2 separate regions of the Mus musculus genome follow, and region 2 is linked to region 1. A link is a loop called in an ENCODE intact Hi-C map of the cell type or tissue named here. Cell type or tissue: left cerebral cortex. All regions are shown on one strand. Each heading gives the region's core, and the rest is flanking DNA. Links, peaks and the distances in the headings are about the cores only.

Region 1 (9,229 bases), core at 514-8,513:
ATTGGTTTATTAAAACAGGGATTAAAAACTATCATAAACATATGCCAGCATCTTCTGCATGTGATTATTTGTCTAATTGTATTGATTTTGCTTGAGTGAAATGAAGCAACTATTAAATCTGTTAGTGAATCACTGGGGCCTTTGTCTAAGGTTGCTAGGAGCACAAAGCCAGTGTGATGACAGTGGTCCTTACTGTGCAACTGAAGTCCCCACGTGACAGCTCATGAGAAGCTCTGTATTATCTAAGAATGTGGACACAGAAGACCCACTCACCCATTAGGTAGACCAGCAAGGTCACTCTGCACAGCCGGTGGCTCATATCAATACCACTAGAGAGAAAGCTTTCCTTTCTCAAAGGTTCATTGGGAGTGTTTAATAAATTCCTGGGTTTAGTTTTCTTAGTCATTAGAACAGAATAGGCAACAGCAAATAAAAAGTAAATCAAAACAAAAACGAGATAAGTATAGCTTCACCAAAATTCTTTTAGAAAAGGACATTATTAAAGGAATTAATAAGAAGGCATGATTGCTAAGAATATACCTAATAAAGAACAGTATGCAGAATATATAAAGAACTCTAGATTTCAACAGTGCAACGGGCAATTCAAACTTAAATGTTCCTGTCCTTCTTTCTTCCATGTGTGTGTGTGTGTGTGTGTGTGTGTGTGTGTGTGTGTGTGTGTGTGTACACTTGTACATACACAAACATGTACAAGGGTGTGAATGTAAAGGCAAAAAATGTTCTGTGCTTCATACCAAATAGTATGACCATTACCCAAAACAAAAAATGACAAGTATTGGTTATTGATAGGAGTCTAAAATGATTCAGCCTTCCAAGTGACTTGCTAAAAATTGGAACATGGAATTATCATATGACCACACTGTTCCACTTCCGGGTATAAACAGCCAAATTAGTTGAACTCAAGAACACAACCTACATAAGGACTCTATTCTCCATAACAGCATTAAACACAGCAACCAAAAGTTAGAAAGAACTATCATGCCGTAAATGAATGAATGAATGAATTACCAGATGCCTCAAGATAAAATGAAACATTTGTAAGTATTCTGTATGAGTAGATTTTAAAACATGCTATGTAAAATAGAATACTCATAATTGGACAAATAACAAATGATTTTACTTCTGTTAGATGCCTAGTGAAGCTAAGTTCATAGAGAGAGAGTCAGCCTAACAATGTTTGTAGAGGTCAAGAGGAGAGAAGAGTCCAGTAAAATATTGTTCAGTGGACTGAGTTCGTGTAGGGGTAATAAAGAGGCTTGGAGAATGGACAGTTGTGATGGTCACACAGCACTGCAAATGCTCCCAACACACCAAGGTGTCACTCAAACCACAAATATGATAAGAGTGACAATATGCACATTATACCAATATTTTTAAAAACTGCTTAAACAAAAATGAAACACAATAGAGGGCTTCTTTGAGATGCTGAGAGACGTATGAACTTCTCTGTTTACCCTTTAGCTATTTGGGCTAGAGGGAATAATTGAATGTTAGCTTGTAGAAATGGATGTCTTCTCTGAAATTATGAAGTGGTTTAATAACCTGTCTTCAACAATGCAGACTTTTCCTAAATAAATGGAAAAAAGTAATAGCATAATTGACAAAAAAAGAAAGGCAAACTAACACAGGGAGGTCAGTAAATATTTCAGTGGTTAAATCAGCTCTGTTTTCAACTTATGTTCTTTTTATGACATCTATAGATGACAAAATCAATAAGTAAGACTGCAAAGTAAAGTGGCAGATTTTTCAAATATCTGAGTGTCATCAGGCAAAATAATCCAGCATAGCAGCTACTCCTACTTATAGACATATTACTCGGCACGTAGTTTACTCAGTTTTTGATCGTTAAAAATCATGTAGAGTGGGTAACAATTTTCTTTCCAATTCACAAAAAAGAAAAGAAAATTGAAATGAGAACATAAAAATAACTCAGCAATAAATGCCTACCTAGAAATAATTGAGCTGGCATTAAAACCTGGTTCTTGTAAAGATGAAATCGCCACATCTTTTCTGCTTCACTATACTTATCAGACACACTATAGTTACAAGAATCACTCCTTCAGCTTGTACCACTCACAAGTCTGATCCATCTTCCTCCTCCCCTTTGCAATGTGCAAATGGAAACCTGCATATGAATGTTATGAATATAAACATTTAAAAATCTGCAGAAAGTATAGTTCTCAGCTGCTGATAAAGGAGCCCACCAACCTTGTTTGGCAAGCATCACCTAAACTAATGGAGGTCAGTGTGTGCTCCTCTCTGAATAAGACTGACTGTGCTCATCAACACATGTCTGCCAGGACCTTGAAACTCTACACCCCCAGTCTCACATTGCAAGTGGTTGTATCTTTCACTCCCAGAAAACAACAAAAACACAATAGCTCAGTCCCACATCATCTGCTTTGCTGCTATTCCAGAATTATTTTGCCTGGTCTCTTTGAAAGAGGAGCAGTTCTCTCCACTCTTCTAGATCCTCAGCTGATACAGTCTAAGAGGGCAGTGGGAGCAGAGATGATGGGTGTGGGGATGGGTGTGAAGGATAGTTGGAAGCCCCAGGAGAAGACACCAGACCAGCTATCAGGGAACAGATCAACTTTACTTTGCGTGATTCAAAACTTTTAAAGTTTAACGGGACTGAGGGTAAGAACATCAAAATGCCTCATTAGCATGGAGAAGCATTTTAGGAATCTCAGCTGCAAGCTGGGCAGGTTCTTATCAGGAAAAGGATAATTAATTGATCCTGTAATCTAACTAAGGCTATTCAACATTCTTCAGGTAGGGGGAGGAGGCTTAGAGTTCCCCAGACAACATCAGAGAAGGAGAAACTGCTATTGGAGGGAATTTCCCATATTGTACCAAGCTCAGAGGCTGGCTGGTCATGGAGGACTTCGGCCTTAATTAGCCAAGGTTTCCCTCAAAGAGGCAGCTTTGAAAGCCTGGAGATCCAAAGTAATTGCTACAGCAAGATTGTAATTATTGAAAGTCCCCTAGTTATGCCAACACTTTCCCCAGGGAACCTAAATCTCAAAATAAAGCCACCAGTTCAGGCAAGTCCCTTTCATCCTAAAACAGTGCTGTTTTTACCCATTCTAGCAAGAGCAGTGGATGTGCTGGTTTATTGTCAGTGCAGACTAGGAGGATCCTTTGTTTTTGGAGTTCAGGGGCTGCATTAAGTTCACTTCTGCAAGGGCTTTCAATCACTAGATATGCTGTGCACCTTGTTCTTTATAGCTGTTCTCAGGATACAAAAGCACTTGATTTCTTTCCCAGTCGTTGCCCAGTGAAGAAGACCCTTAAAGTGTGCGCTCACACAGGTTTCATAGTTCTCTTTGATTTCACCCCATGGAAGAGCTTCAGGGATTTTCTTGATGGTCCCATGGGAGCCACATTAGATGACCTGGGCATGTGCATGTCATTGCTGCTCCTCCTTCTTGCACATTAAAGAAAATTATACTTTACGTTTTTGCATCATATTTTCTTTAGAGAAGATTCAGATTCAGCTTTGTATTTTAAACAATGCCCACAAATGACACATCCCATCCGAGTAGACCTTTTGCATTCTCTTTGTCTGTTCTAGGTCTGAATGACATCATAAATATTATAAAGTCCATGTAGCAGTAACTGAAAAAGCACACACAAATGATTTTCTTACAAATCTCTCTGAGCCCCATACATGATAGACTACAAGGCTTTATGCTACCTGAAGCATTTTGTCTCTGGGCTTTCTCAAATGGGTAGATATTAGGTACAATGATGATAAAATAACAAAAGCCAAACATCCTCCATTTGTCACTCCCAATTTCTAATTAAGTTTTTTTTCTATAATCCCTCCCAGCAGATAATGCCATGTCTATCACTTTCCTCCCATTCTGTCATATGCAGTATGATTCATGAGGCCACTTCTGCTAAGAGAGTGCTCAGTACAAAAACACAGCCAAGCCGCTAAGCCGCAGATACAGTGGCAGCATGAATGGTTTTCATGTAGGAGCAACAGAAAATAACCTCTGTTATTTAAAGTGTCATTGTCCATACCAAGTCCACACAGGTACCTTCACTATCGCAATACTTAACTGTGTTAAGACACTTGAAGAACAGAATTACATATCTCTAAATCTCTTCTGGTGGCAGGTGCACAGCAAGTGAGGATTCAGTTACCTGTGGAGGTGCCAAGGTGCAATAACAACCTCGTAATAAGAAGTGATGATTTGAAAGATATAAGCTGCCCTCCCAAATGGCAGAAAGTAACAAACACATAGGTAGCTATATAATTCTGGGAGTGGGAACAGAAAAACCTCTTTTTTTTTTTCGCTCAGCCATTCTCCACTGATGTACTCATCCATCACTCAGTGCAGTGAATGCCAACATCACTCTGAGAGTTGTGGGATAACTGCAAAGAGAACATGGCAAGAAAAATAGGAGGAAAGAGAAAAGGAGAGGAGCGAGAAATGAGAGAGAAGGAAAGGGAGAGAAGAAGAAAAAGGAAGAGTGAAGAGAAAGAAAGGATGGAGAAGCTGGGAGAGAGAGAAGGAGGATAAAGAAGTGCTATTGTTGACTCAGTATTTAAAATTTGGAGAAATATAAAGCCCATATTTATTTTTTAAAAAACCACCTGGAAAGATGTTGTGGACTAGAGCTTCTTGCAACTTACACTGAGAGAGAGAGAGTTGCTTAAAACTGAGCAATTAAAGCAGGAAAGATCTCTCTATGAATCTATCATCTATCCATCTATCTATTTATCTATCCATCATCTCCCTCTGTGTGTGTGTGCGTGTGCGTGTGCGTGTGCGTCTAGAACACAAATTAAAAAAAGAAAGAAAGCCTTGTTTCCCTCATTCCCCTGAAGTTGGCCTTCCAGTTGCCAAAGCATTCTAGGGTTGTTTCATGTTGCTCTTTTAAACCTGTTATCCATCCAAAAGGGCTGTTCTGTGTAAGGTCAAACTATTACAGACCTGACTGTAGAGAGATTAGTCTTGTGTTCACAGAGCAGTAAGAATGTGATACAATGTATGACAGCTTTTATTGCTGGTGGCCTCAGAAGAAACAGTCTCAAAGACAGCCACCAATGAAAGAAAACCTGCTCTGAAACCAGGATCCTTCTGTCCAGGAATTAGACATTGGGCTTCCTGGGCACAGCTTGGAGCAAGGACTCTACCACCCTCAGATTCTATTTCTGTTCTTTTAGCCTAACTCCACCTTTCATAAAAACAATCTTTATTTTTCTCTCCTTCATCTCCATGGCCTCCAGAATATTTTGTGGTTTTAGTATAAAACAATATGAACTTTATATTCTGTACAAAATCTATGTTAATATATATATGCATATATATACAATTATATATATGTATGTTCATGAATATATTAAAGACGTTATATCTGTATGTATGCATCAATATGTGTGTTTTAAAACCTGAAAATGGAAGAAGAGCTATCTTAAGGGATAAAGAAGAACAGGAAGAATGGAGAAAAATAAATAAAGAAGAGAGGTGACATAGGGAGGACTAGAGTGAGATTCTGAGTATATTATAATGATATATATCTAAGAAAATGTTATAATAGAACCTTTGTTTTTGAAAGGCTATATAGTAAGCAGTGTGTGTGTCTGTGTGTATGTATGTGTGTGTGTAGTGTGTGTGTGTGTGTAGTGTGTGTGTGTGTGTGTGTGTGTGTGTGTGTGTGTGTGTGTGTGTGTGTGTGAAAACTTAAAAAATAAATTCACAGTAGAAAATCCTCCTTATTTAAGAATTTCTTGATTAGAAGTTGCTGGTAATCTAAACTGTACATTGAGCTAATTTGACATTTCTGAATCTTTTGGAAAATATTATAACCAAATGATAATAAATAAAAATAATAAAATACTCAGGAATAAGTATAACCTCATCTTTTTCCCCAACTAAATTGTACTCCTAGCATTTGCTACCTCGTGCCAGCTGTTCAATGCCAGGTTTTTGGTCTTTCATGCAACACTTATTTCCCAAGAGCATGCTTGGTGCTAGGCACTGTGATTAACTACATGAACTTGAAATAAGTATGATTGAAAAGGTGTGATCTAAGATGCCAAGTGTTAACACTCTTCACTCTGTTGTCCAAGGTACCATTCCTTTCTCCAAAATATTTGTATCTAAAGCTGTTTCTATTCTGGATCTTTTTGCACAATGCAATATCTTAAAGTAACACCAAAGTTAAAAACAAAACTGGTTTTTGTTTTTATATATGGTTCATATAGCCTTCCAATAACCTTAAGAGAGGTGTTGTATAAAATCTTCAGTGTTTGTTATGGTACACCGGACTAAGATGGTTTTGACCATCTTAAAGAACACTGAGCAATGAAATATCTTTGAGGAAGGAGAATTTCTTCACAAAATGAGTGGAGGTCTTCTCTTAAGACCTTGTCCTTAAATCCAGGATCAGCATGATCTAAGGGTAGAGTTTTAGCATACTGAAGTCAAAATCATGTGTGCAGGCCCAAGTGAAGAGTCTGTGGTTTAAATAAAACAGCTGTCTCTGAAGAGTAGCCTCATCCACCATCATCATAACCTACACAGAGGCACCATCTGTAGCATAGACAGTGTGGGACTAATAATGCATTGTGGGGTCCAGTGACCTCCACAGTAAGTGACTCCTAAAATCAGAGGGCACAGGTAAAGGGTTCATTCAAGCTTCACCTCAGCTTCATTTCACCTATACTAAGTGACACAAGAACAACAATAAGAATAATAATAAATTTTTAAAAAATCTGCTCTATCTGCTCAGCTCTGAAGTTTCAGATTTTGGAGCATTTTAAGTTTTGGGTGCTTAGATGGAATGCTTGGCTATGCAGTTGGCTGTGGGAGGTGCTGAGTCCCAGATAGCAGGTCCTGGGGAAGAGTGATTCTCACTTTGTAGGGAGTCAGGAAAAGTTTCTGGGAAAGAAGACCAGAAATGAGGAATATCTTTCTGCTCCTCACCCTCAGCACCATCTGGCCCATCTTGGGCTGTGGCTGACAATTTGTCCTTATCTCTCCACCAACTTCTACCAGCTGCCTTCACTTTGCCATGCTGATATGGTTGTGTGAAAAAAGCGTATAAGACCTCTTTCAGAGGTCTACTCGGTGGTCCTTGCTTTTGATAGTGCAGAAGCAGTATCCCTTCAGGAGAAACTCTAATTCAGAGTTTGAACTTGGATATTTTCCTGCAATAGTAATATATGACCAGACCCTATCACCACTTTGGGTAGGACAGAAATGGCAGCTAATCATCCAGCTGGGGGTCACAGGGAAAAACAACCTACATTGACTTACAGAATGGAACTGCTTTTCCAGTTTTATGTTAGTATTACATTTTCACCTGATAGTATGTTCACTAGGACATATATTCACCATAAATCAAACACCATCTGAACCAATTGTTCCAAGATTCAACATGGAGGAACCACACTCTTTGTGTCTAGTGGAGAGGCAATGTGTAGCAACCCAGGTAGGATCTCCCATGTCTTATTGTGTTATAGTTTACATTATACCATGTAACTCACCTTTTTTGCCATGTGTTAAATAGAAATAAAAATCTAGATACACAAGTCATGATGACTTGCCAGCATGTTAAGTCAGAGTGACTTACCCTGCCCAGCAGGAGAGAGCCCTGTAACAGAGCAGATCCCAGTAGCTCAGGATGGCACACTGTCCTTAGAGCTCTATAAAAGGGAATACCCCAGAGAAACAGAACCAGTATAAAAATGAAAACATTTTTTAAAATAACTAAAAAATTATAGAGACCATAAAGTAAAAGAACTGTAGAGTGTTAGGATATCAAGTAGGAGACACAACAGAGATCATGATCTGGTTCAATCTGGTCTGTCTTCTGATTAAATTAAGCCTACCCACCTTCTAAAGGGCATTGCAGAAGTCATCTTTGTTGGCAGGTGTGTTGGCAGTCTACTGAAAGTCAACTGACTCATTCATAAAGGAGCCTTACAGAAATACCCAGAATAGTGCTTACCACCTATTCAGATATTATCACCCAGACACATAAATATATAAGATGAGCCAACTGAATTCTAGGACCTGTACATTTTCCAGAAAGGAGCAGAAGAGAGTTACTGTTGGAATGCATGGTTCTCAGCAGTAATTAGGCTTAACTCTTCATCTTCACAGACAAAGTCCTAGAAAGGCAATTTCAACACACAGCTTCTTGCCCAACCTTGCCACTGTTGAAGGCACTTTGCTTTCTCTCCCAGGAGCTAATGAACAGCAAAGGAACAGTAAAAGAAACAGCTCAGCTAGGTTCCTGGATGTGTGAATCTAAGAGCTGGGGGTCCTCCCTGGCTCTTCCCTGCCAATATATATAGTTTCTACACCATGTCTAACTCCTAAGGAAAATGAAGACTTTCTCTGGAAAATTGTCTCTGTCGGCAGTTGTGTTACATATTTACCTTGGTCTGGAAACTATACTTCAGATGTAAGGGGAAGATCATTTCGCTGAGACATTTGGGATGTGTGCTTAGGCCCGCTCCACTAAGATATACTCACTGCACTCTGTCTAGGAACTGATAACCCTCCATAATGTTTTCCTGAAAGCCAAAATCTAGAAACTTTTCTTCTTGCCATGAGAAACAGCCACTGGATGTGAACATATTCTCCTGAATAACAAAGAAGATGTGACCCAGACATACTCTGAAAAACAACTTAGGGTGCCTATTCCTTTCCTGTATTTTCAACTGGTAGATAGATCCTGGTCAGCTAGTTCTTTTACACAGCTCAGGATTTGATGTGCATCCTTGTTTAGTGCCTTGGATTCTATGCCCAAACATCATCATTCTTAAGCAAATAGCATATCTACCTTTTACGCCTGGGTGGAGCTTGCTAACATAAGCTCATATTTCTGAGATAACCATCCGCCATAAGGAATGTCTCTATTACAGTTAGATTTATCATCAGTGCCATACCAAAGAACAACTGTTTTAGTTTCTGTGTTTACCAATCTGGTGGATAGACTCAGCTAGCTCCATTAAGCCAATACTGACTCATTTTCCCAGAACAAAATTTACAGTATGTTGTCTACTGTTATTCTCAGTCATGTTTTGAAGCATTAAAAACCCTCAGCAAATCAACAGTGAGCCAGGCAGTTGTCAATGAGATTCTGAACCCTTTGTCAACAAAAAGAATGCCAATTATGACTTCAGACAGGGGAGGCAAGTGATAGGCAGTGTAAGAGAGCATGGGATGGCCTACAAAGA
Region 2 (9,229 bases), core at 399-8,398, 160 kb after region 1:
CACTCTTCTTCATTTCCAGATGTTACTGTGGGCCTGCTACAGCACAGACATCTGACAAGCAGCTGCTGGAGTCGGTTAGTAATAGAACAACCCAGCAAGCATCCTTCTCACCTTCTCACTGTATATTTGTATTTGCAGACTGGGCTTCCTCCCAACATTCTAACAATCCTTCAGTTTGTTGAAGGTTACAATATTATGCACTGAAATAGGCACTTCAGTATCATCTTATTAAATCCTCCGAACACCCCTAAGGTATGATGTTGTTATTATCAATTTACAAATGGGGAAATTGCTTCAGAGTTAGCTGTCATGTCTGAGTTTCTTGCATTAACCAGGAAAACTTACTTACTTTCTATGCTGAAACTGGTTGACAAAGACAAGAAATGTTTTTCCCAGGCATGTTATGAACAGAGAAGAAGAAGAAACCTTTTTCTTTTTGTCCTAGGGAAATTGCCAGTTAGACTATGTGAAAGAAGAAACAACGTAGAAAAGAACCCATGTACAGTTGGACTAGAAAGTAAACTAAAATTAGAGAGTGGATTTAAGGAGAAGCAACCTCAAATTCAACCCAAATAAAGTATCATTTAACTAGAAAGGGGTGAACAGCACTTCACAGTGGCAAGAGTAGATAATCATCTCATTTATCAAATAGGCAAGTTAACATTATCCAGTGTTGGGGAAAATAAGCACAGTAGCATCGTGTGCTGTGCTGAGAGGAAATGATTCTCTGAGTTTATGGCCCAAAAATAAAAGAGAACAAAGCTGTGAGTACATCTGTATCTAAACCATGGGGAATGTACTGGCTGGTTTTGTGTGTCAACTTGACACAAGCTGGAGTTATCACAGAGAGAGGAGCTTCAGTTGGTGAAGTGCCTCCATGAGATCCAGCTGTAGGGCATTTTCTTAATTAGTGATCAAGGGGGAAGAGCCCCTTGTGGGTGAGACCATCTCTGGGTGGTCTTGGGTTCTATAAGAGAGCAGGTTGAGCAAGCCAGGGGAAGCAAGCCAATAAAGAACATCCCTCCATGGCCTCTGCATCAGCTCCTGCTTCCTGACCTGCTTGAGCTCCAGTCCTGACTTTCTTTGATGATGAACAGCAGGATGGAAGTGTAAGCTGAATAAACCCTTTCCTTCCCAACTTGCTTCTTGGTCCTGATGTTTGCTCAGGAAGAGAAACTCTGACTAAGACAGTGAACAAGCTCAACCTGGGAGTCACTTAGAAAATGGTTTGAATTTCTAAAAATATTCTAAGATATGTAACAGGCACACTGAGGAAATGACATGAGAGAGAAGAAAGAGACAGAAAACCTAGCTATGAGAATGTCCCCAGTGATAGATGTATGAGAAATGGAAATTCTAATGATGTTATTGTCTGAGCATTGCTCATCAAGTATTGGATTATCACACTGAGATTCACAGATATTGACAATTATATAGCTCTTTCTATTTATGGAGAGACTTTTAAGAAATTCTAAATATTGTCTTTGGGGCAAAGGAACATAATACACCTTAACTCTTTAGATATGTGTGCTCCATTTGAATTGTCCACAGAAGTCAGAAAATTAGTAAAGGGTTCTGAAACTTTGGGGTGAGTAGTCAACAGCAAGAAGAAAGAACATGTTGATACGAATCAGAATTTAAAAAAAACAGGAAAGGTTAAATGGGGTGGGGATGGAAGGATAGTTTAGAGGAAGAAGCATGGGACAGGATAATTAACACCATGGTCCTTGTTTAAAAAAAAACACATTGGCAAAGTCTTCTTGCAATTTAAACATACACATATCTAAAAAGAGTTTAAAAGGAGTTACTCTATAATGGGGCCACACTGCTCCTACCAGACACCACCGAGTAATGAGTAATAAGTAAAAAGTTTTGTGCCAGGAGGGGCTTCCTTTTTATGAATTCTTAGACTGGGGGGGGGGGTCCAGTAGACCCTTAATATTACAGTTTTCTTTCCCTCAACTGCTGGTTCTACTCCAGACCTTGATGGTAAGACCCTGTTGACAAAGACACCACACACATAAGACACAGAATGTGTTCAAACCAAGCTGATACTGAGTGATGCTTTCAGAGTCTATTAGCAGTATGGCTATGGGTTATGGCAAGGATGATGGAGAAAGCCTGAGTTTAACACAGAATACAAGTTAATATGAGCACATACAGAAAAAATGGATTTTAAAATGCTTCCTGGCTTTTTAAAAAACATTCACTTGGAATTGAAAGGAATATTCTAGAGCCAGCATTGCTCTTTAGTAGACCAATGGAAAGAACCCTGTCTACCCTTGTTTAGGATTCCCCCGAGCAGACCAACTAAAGCATGGAAAAGTATTTCATTTATCATTACACTCCGACAGAAACCAGCATGACATACAGTTTTCTGCATTTAAACTGCCTTCATGATTTACCTGGGAAGCAACAGATTTCCAGGTCGGCCCCATTTATTCTCTACTTAGATCATAAATAGTAAACTAAGTTAACTTACATTTCTATGACAGCAATTTGCATATTTGTTTTAAGCTGGGTAAATTTTCTACAGGCACAAAGTCCATTGTTGTCTTGGAACACCTAGTGTTTTGGTTTTGTTTTGTTTTGTTTTTTGTTTTTGTTTTGTTTTTAAGGTAGGCATGAAGGCATCATCTTTGAAGTACTTTTGAAAAATAGCAATATGGGATAAAAAACATTCACAGTCTGTAAGAAATGTTATAAATTGCCAGGTGTGGTGGCGCACACCTTTAATCCTAGCACTTAGGAGGCAAAAGCAGGAGGATTTCTGAGTTCGAGGCCAGCCTGGTCTACAAAGTGAATTCCAGGACAGCCAGGGCTATACAGAGAAACCCTGTTTCAACCCCCCCCCCAAAATGTTATAAATTGAGGATTTTTACTTTGCAGTGAAACATTGTAAGGATGCTACTATGCTTTTTATTACATGAATTGATTTGTTGTTACATTTAAGGACTAGAGAATGTATAATCCACTTTTAGCACCTTGTGCAGCATACCTTGCTGGTGCTTGCAAACGTACCCATTAGACAGAAGACAAAGCCTAGAGTCACAGTTTACATCACTTCAGTGACTAGCAGAGTCCATCGTGGTGAATTGTGGGAAAGGGCAGAGCACAGAATTAGCCATAGCGTATGTATTTCTCATATATAAGACGCAGTAATTAATGAGTGACAGACCATCCCTTCAGGCAGTTCTTAGAAATTCCAAGTGTCAGAAACAGTTAACAGAACTGGGGAAACCAGAGAAAGCATCGCCCAGGTACACTTGACCACACACAATGAATTTTACTCTGTGGGTTTAGTTTCCCGGTTGTTAAATGTCTGTAAACTTCTAGATTGAGTTTTGCTCATCTATCATGATGCCTAGCCCCAAACACATAGTAGGCACTCCATGCGTTCTGAATAAGTTGGACAACTAGCTAAAATATCTAAAACAAAACACCTCGACTAGATAGATGAACTTCAAATTCAATACATTCAGTGAAGAATTTGTCTTGTCCTTTTCTAACTACGCATGAAAACTTGTAGGTAACACTCACATCCAAGGGGGCAAAGTTCAGAGAAGCATGTTTACCCACAACCAGGGACCGCTGTGGATGCCTTTGAAAAATAGGAGGGTTGCAGTGACAAATGGGCATTAGCACTTGAACACACTCACATACTTTCTATCTGCGGCTCCCACAGCACCGCTCTTGGTCACCCCTACGCCCTAGAGAGAATGTGATCACCTTTTCCAGGGTTGGATGGATGGATGGAGTTGGCAAGTGGGAAGCTCTCAAAGCAGCACGTCCCCAAGTGTGTCCCTGCACTGTCGGGCGCTTCTCAGCAGCAGCCAAAGTGAGAATGCGGGCGGCTTGAGTCGGCCTGAGTCTGAACAAAGGGAGCCAGCGGCCCAGAGGATGCTGTGCTTCTCACACTCCACCCAGCTGCCTGGCGCGCAGGTAGCCCGGCTTTTGCTCTGTCTACAGAGGGCTGTGTGTTCGAAGCCAGCACACAAAGACTCACTTCCTCCCGGCCAGCTTCCCAGACCGCCCTGCCCACCACCGGCGGCCGGTGGCATTCCAGAGGCCACCACCGGGACATTCCTGTGCCCGGGTGCCAGGTACTTGGAGCAGAAGCCATTCGGGGAGCCCTTGGAGCCGCTCAGCTGGTGAAGGTGGCGGCTGGGATTAGCACGCCTTTTTAGGCAGCCGCGCCGCCCCACGCAGCGGAGTCTGCAATCGCTGTACGACAGGCAGGCTCTGCGTCGCCAGAGCGTCCCCGCCTGCGCTGGCCGCGGGGCAAGCTGCGGGCCGGAGCGCTCGCGGGAGGCCGATCAACTCCCCAGCGCCTAGCCAGCAGGTAAGCTCGGGCTGTAGATCGGAACGGGGAAGGCGGGGTTGTGTGCGGAGCACCAGGCCCGCTGCCTCGGATCGCCTGCCCTCGGGGCCACCGGCAGAGGTGCCACTGCCACGCGGATTGGAACAATGAGGCGCGCAGCGCGGAGCTGAGCGCAGCCACGCACTGCTGAGAGGCCAAGCTGCAGCCGGCGGCAACGCGGTCATGCCTTGTCGGAAAGGAGACGGCTCCTACACAGGGTCGCCTGAGCCCCTAGCGTGGCCGCGGAGCTTCCCAGGGCATCCGAGAGAGAGTAGGAGCTCGTGGTGTGCGCGCTCGCTCATCCGCTCGCTCGCCCGCCCTCCCGCCCGCTCGCCACCCGGCAAGCCCTCCTGCCCTCTAGGCTGCGGGGGTGGGGTGGGAGTGGGGGATAAAATGTGACCCTCAGGAATCCTACTGAGGCTCCAAGTACAGGAGTAGCAGCACAGGTGTAGGGACAAACTGAATGAGTACAAGCACGCAGGTCTGTGAGGTCTGAGACCTGCCGTATCCTGCTGGAATCTCCTTGGCCAGTTGCACTGAGCTAGAGTTAGATAAGCTCTGCGAACAGAAGCCAGCGCTGTATGTGGAGAAACAACAGGGTGAGCGAAAGGAGGGCTTGCACTTGGACAGGTGGACATAGTTAACTGTGGGGATGAAATACTGTGCATTGGTTTGATTTGATGTGATTTGCTTGTGAAAGGTGGAGATTTTTTTTTTAATCAAATTCCCACACCCATCTTCATGCAAATTAGCGGGCTTGCAGCTTAGAGAGCATCCTACCTTTTCTTTCTTTCTTTCTTTCTTTCTTTCTTTCTTTCTTTCTTTCTTCTTCCTTTTGTGGCTATAATGTTCATGTGCAGAGGGATTTTCGGGAGCCTCCTAAAGTCAGTGTTAATTCTTATACACTTGACTGGCAAAAACTCGGCGTTTGGGTTGTTTTACTTCCCACCGTTTAGAGTGGTTATGTGATAAATTCTTTTGAATTCAGAAGATGGCATCTATCTTTTTTGGACTTGATGGTACTGGTGCAGTGGGGCCAGTGGAGTTAAACTCATGGCTCGATGCAAATTAGGCCTTCCAAAGAGAGATGAATAGTGTGTTTAGAGAAGCTGTGCTTTCCAGGAATTTAAATGAGACTTTTGTGATTGCCTTCCAGCTTCTCCTTATGTGTTTCCTGGTGTATAACTTATAAAGTAGAGTTGGATTCCTAAAGCTTTGTGAGATGGGGAGGTTTGTGTACCTGGATTTTGGTAAACTTTGGGGAACAGTTCTGCTGAAAATTTGAAGAGAAATAGGTCGTGTTTGGTGGAAATCATTGTCTCTTGGACAACTGAACAGTCTGGTGTGTAGGAGTATACTGTAGCCCTTCTGAGGACTGCCTTTTTGGGTCAGGAGACGCCTTGGCCGCCTTAAACACCACACTTTCTGCATATTAAAACAAAGCAAAGCAAAACAAAACAAAACAAAACAAGACCTAACAGGAATTACCTCTTCAACCTTTATTTTTCATGAGTGTTTGGGTGGCAAATTTGGGGTGACTCTTCTTTTTGAAGGGAAAGCAACGTGTGGCCCCTTAGCCGCTTTTTCCATCACTATTTTTTCTGAAACTGACAACCTTTTTTTTTCCCCACTTTGTTCTAATGCGTTAAAATGACTGTCAGCAACGGTGGTTGAATATAGTAACTGAAGTAAAGACAACATCAATAGACGAAAACGTTCTTAATTTTATAAGTCAGGAGGATGCTCAGACATGCAAAGAAGGGGTCCTTACCTGCTTCTCACTATGACTGATAGAAATTAGAGCATGCTCTATCCCTTTTTGTTTGGTGAAAATGACGCTTCCTGAGTTGTGAACTGAATCCTTTGGGGAATTTTGAGGTACTTCTCTTCTGATAGAGCTACGAGCTCCACCTTTATGGTGCGGGTGGTATGCACAACTTAGAAAGTAAAGGTAAGGATGACAACACACACCTGCAAGAATCAGGTTGAGCTATGTTAATATCTGGAAATGTATAAATGATGTAGTATGAAGGAGGGGCAGTCATTTGTGCTTAGTCCTGACAAAAACCAAGAAGGAATGGATTTGAGTTTCTGAGTGCACCCAAGCCAGATCTGATCAAGACTGATCAGCTTGTATGTTTGTTGCAGAGAAATCTTGTCCATACGTCCTGTTTCTAGGGCTTTTTATTTTTTCTTCATCTTCTTCTGAGATTTGTTCTCATTATGTGCAGATACCTTGATAATATTCCAACTTAACTCTTATCCTCTAGTGTAGAATGTATCAACTCATTTTTCATAAGTGTTGATATACATATTCTTGGGCTGGTACAGCTTCTGCTTAGATAAATAAACCTCAGAAAAGCTTGGAGGCATGTATCCCATGGGAAATTTTTAATTAATCTGCAGGTCTGTTGCCTCGTTTCTGATAATCTGAATAAAAATATCTCATGCGTGATGATAGGATATAGATTTCTCTTAGAGTATACTGTAATATGCTACTCCCACTACATTGTGCTTTTCCTTCTTTGGAATATTTTGGAGTGTGAGCTTAACATTTAATTGTTTAAATTAATGTCTAATTCAACTTGGTCTAATGTCTAAGCAAAAAATGAGTTTTGGTCACTACATGTTAAGTTTCAAATTTTTTTAAGCCTTAAAACTGGAAACTCATTCTTCACCAAAGATGACAATCACATATAAGAGAAACAATTTCATGAGGTCAGACACTAATTTTGGAATCTGGCGGGAACAAGTGCACATTAATGCCAGTTTTCAGTGTTTTTAGCACCAACTATTGATGAGAGTGCCAAAGACTAAATGGGTTATGGATAATGACCAGCTACTGTTAGTAAATTAGCATGGCTTCACTTTAATAAAGCACCCCCTCTCTTGAAAACCCTCCACTGTACCACTTTTGAGCCGTGCTTGTAAAGGTTAGCATACCTTCAGCACAGAGACTACAACACTGGGCAGAGATGGATTTATTAGGTCTCAAATGTAAAGTATATTATGATTCCAAGTTCTCTGCACCCCATTTAATGGATAGTGAACAGCTGCAGTGTGAAATATATACTCAGTCTGCATGTGGAATGCATTAAGATAGATATAAGGCCATCATCTTCAGGCTTTGCCGGGGCTGGTGGTCTGGTCCAGCACTGCTGTTCATCCTAACTTGGACATGTGGTAGAAGCTAGGTCTCCACAGTGTCGGCCACCTGTGTGTCCTGATACAGGGGCAGTGGAGAAGAGTGGGTCTGCGATAGGAAATGCTCCCACCCTCAAGCATGTTGTCTCTGCATGATTTCTGTAAGCCTGTTCTGTCTCCTACTGCCACCCAAGCTGCAGCCTGTGTTCCTCTTGAGTACAGAATTCCAAATTCAAGGTGCAATTTGGGCCCGGAGAGATGGAATCATGTGAAGACTGAGTTTGCCATTTTGCAGCTATCTTTCTTGAAGAACAAAGTGATCAAGAAAGCTGACAGCCAGTGGCCTTGCAGCCACTTGACTTATCCTGGAGGAAGTCTCCCTGAACCAGGAGTTCAGTCTCCAGAGCTGTAAAGGGAAAACAACAGAGACCAAATCTACTTCAAATTGACTTCTAGTGCTGGATTCTTAAGATCAATAATTTAATGTTCTGGTGTACTTAAAATCGATTTTCCTGGCAGCCCTAGGAGAAGGTAGCAATCCAAAGAATAATAATAGCGACTGATTTGCAGGTATTATGTACCACACCTTGCCTTTTGCTTTGCATGGGATGAGTGCTCTTAAGCCACAAGCTGAGGAAGTATCATTACCCTGTTTTAACAGTGAGAATGCTGGGCCTCAGAAAAGTGAAATGTCTTGACAGAGCTGCCCCAAAGCTAATGCTCCTGGGGTGAGCTCCACTCTCCAGAACACAAATAACCATTGTCAAAATTGTGTCCAGCCAGAGATTGCTGCAACTGTGAATTACCACCTCCTCCATCAGGCTTGAGCTGTGGGGTGAGGCAGGTGCACTGGGGGAAGAAGAAGGCGGGAGCCCTCAGAGGCCCCGTAAGCAGAAAGACATTTTTGAGCTAAAACTTTGTAAATGGGCTATGGCATCTGGAGAATTCAGACAAGCAGCATTAAAATGAAACTCTACCTGATATTAAGCAAGGCACACTGAGTGAAATTCTCAGGCCGAGATTGTGTTGAAATTTGAGAGAATTGGGCATTTGCTTTGCGTTGTCAGGTAGTGACGAGAGCATGTTCGGAGAGTAGTCTTTTGAGACATTTAGAGGTATTTTGGGTAAAGCATCAGCAAGTTCATTGTGGCAGGCCCTGCAATGTTGATTATCAGACTGTTTTCATAACTTTACACTTCGCACGTTGAGTTCTTCTCAGTGCTGCTTGTAGCTTGAGCCCGATAGGAGAGCGCTTTATTAAGTTTCCAACAATTCATCTTGCCTGTTTGAATTGTACAGATTTTTCAAGTAGAGGTTCTTGCTTCTAAAAGGACTTGGCTTTAAATTAAATTGTGGTAAGGTGAGCCTCTTAGATAATCCAAGTAGTTTATTATTTAGAAATATATCTGAGAAGTAGCTTCCTGGAAAGCACGGTGGTAATGATTTTTATGAATCGTTCTATATGACTGTGGATGAAAACTTTGATAAGATAACATGGAATTTGTTTATGGTGGCTCACTCAAATGTAAGATGGATCTATAGTATATAATTAAATGAATGAACTCATTTTTGCTATTGAGGGAGTGAACTATATAAACTATGGTTTGTATATATATATATATGTATGTATATATATATATATATATATATATATATATATATTTAAAAATCCAATTAATATCACCTTGTGAAACTGGACATGGTGGTAAATTCTTGAAATCCCAA

The links. A loop is a pair of places that touch in the nucleus more often than their neighbours do. Peaks named below come from ENCODE experiments on the same cell type or tissue, not always from the same donor. Only the 100,000 strongest peaks of a DNase experiment are listed, where the experiment ranks them.
Region 2: it touches region 1 in a loop (3-fold over the local background); 4 of 42 quality-filtered maps call a loop at or near these places.

What each region holds. Positions count from the first base shown.
Region 1 is chr17:55,285,926-55,295,154 of GRCm38, forward strand. No RefSeq gene overlaps it. Among named protein-coding and RNA genes, the nearest start is that of St6gal2, 150 kb to the right of the region's middle. In left cerebral cortex, for the core only: no CTCF peak of the experiment used is centred there; DNase peaks (open chromatin) are centred at 3,961, 6,576, 6,925 and 8,044; H3K27ac peaks cover 3,411 bases.
Region 2 is chr17:55,441,468-55,450,696 of GRCm38, forward strand. St6gal2 (beta galactoside alpha 2,6 sialyltransferase 2) reads left to right here and starts at 3,915. Exons shown (of 6, transcript NM_001347403.1): 1 at 3,915-4,342. In left cerebral cortex, for the core only: no CTCF peak of the experiment used is centred there; DNase peaks (open chromatin) are centred at 4,202, 4,892, 5,452, 5,662 and 3 more places; H3K4me3 peaks cover 4,961 bases; H3K27ac peaks cover 4,432 bases.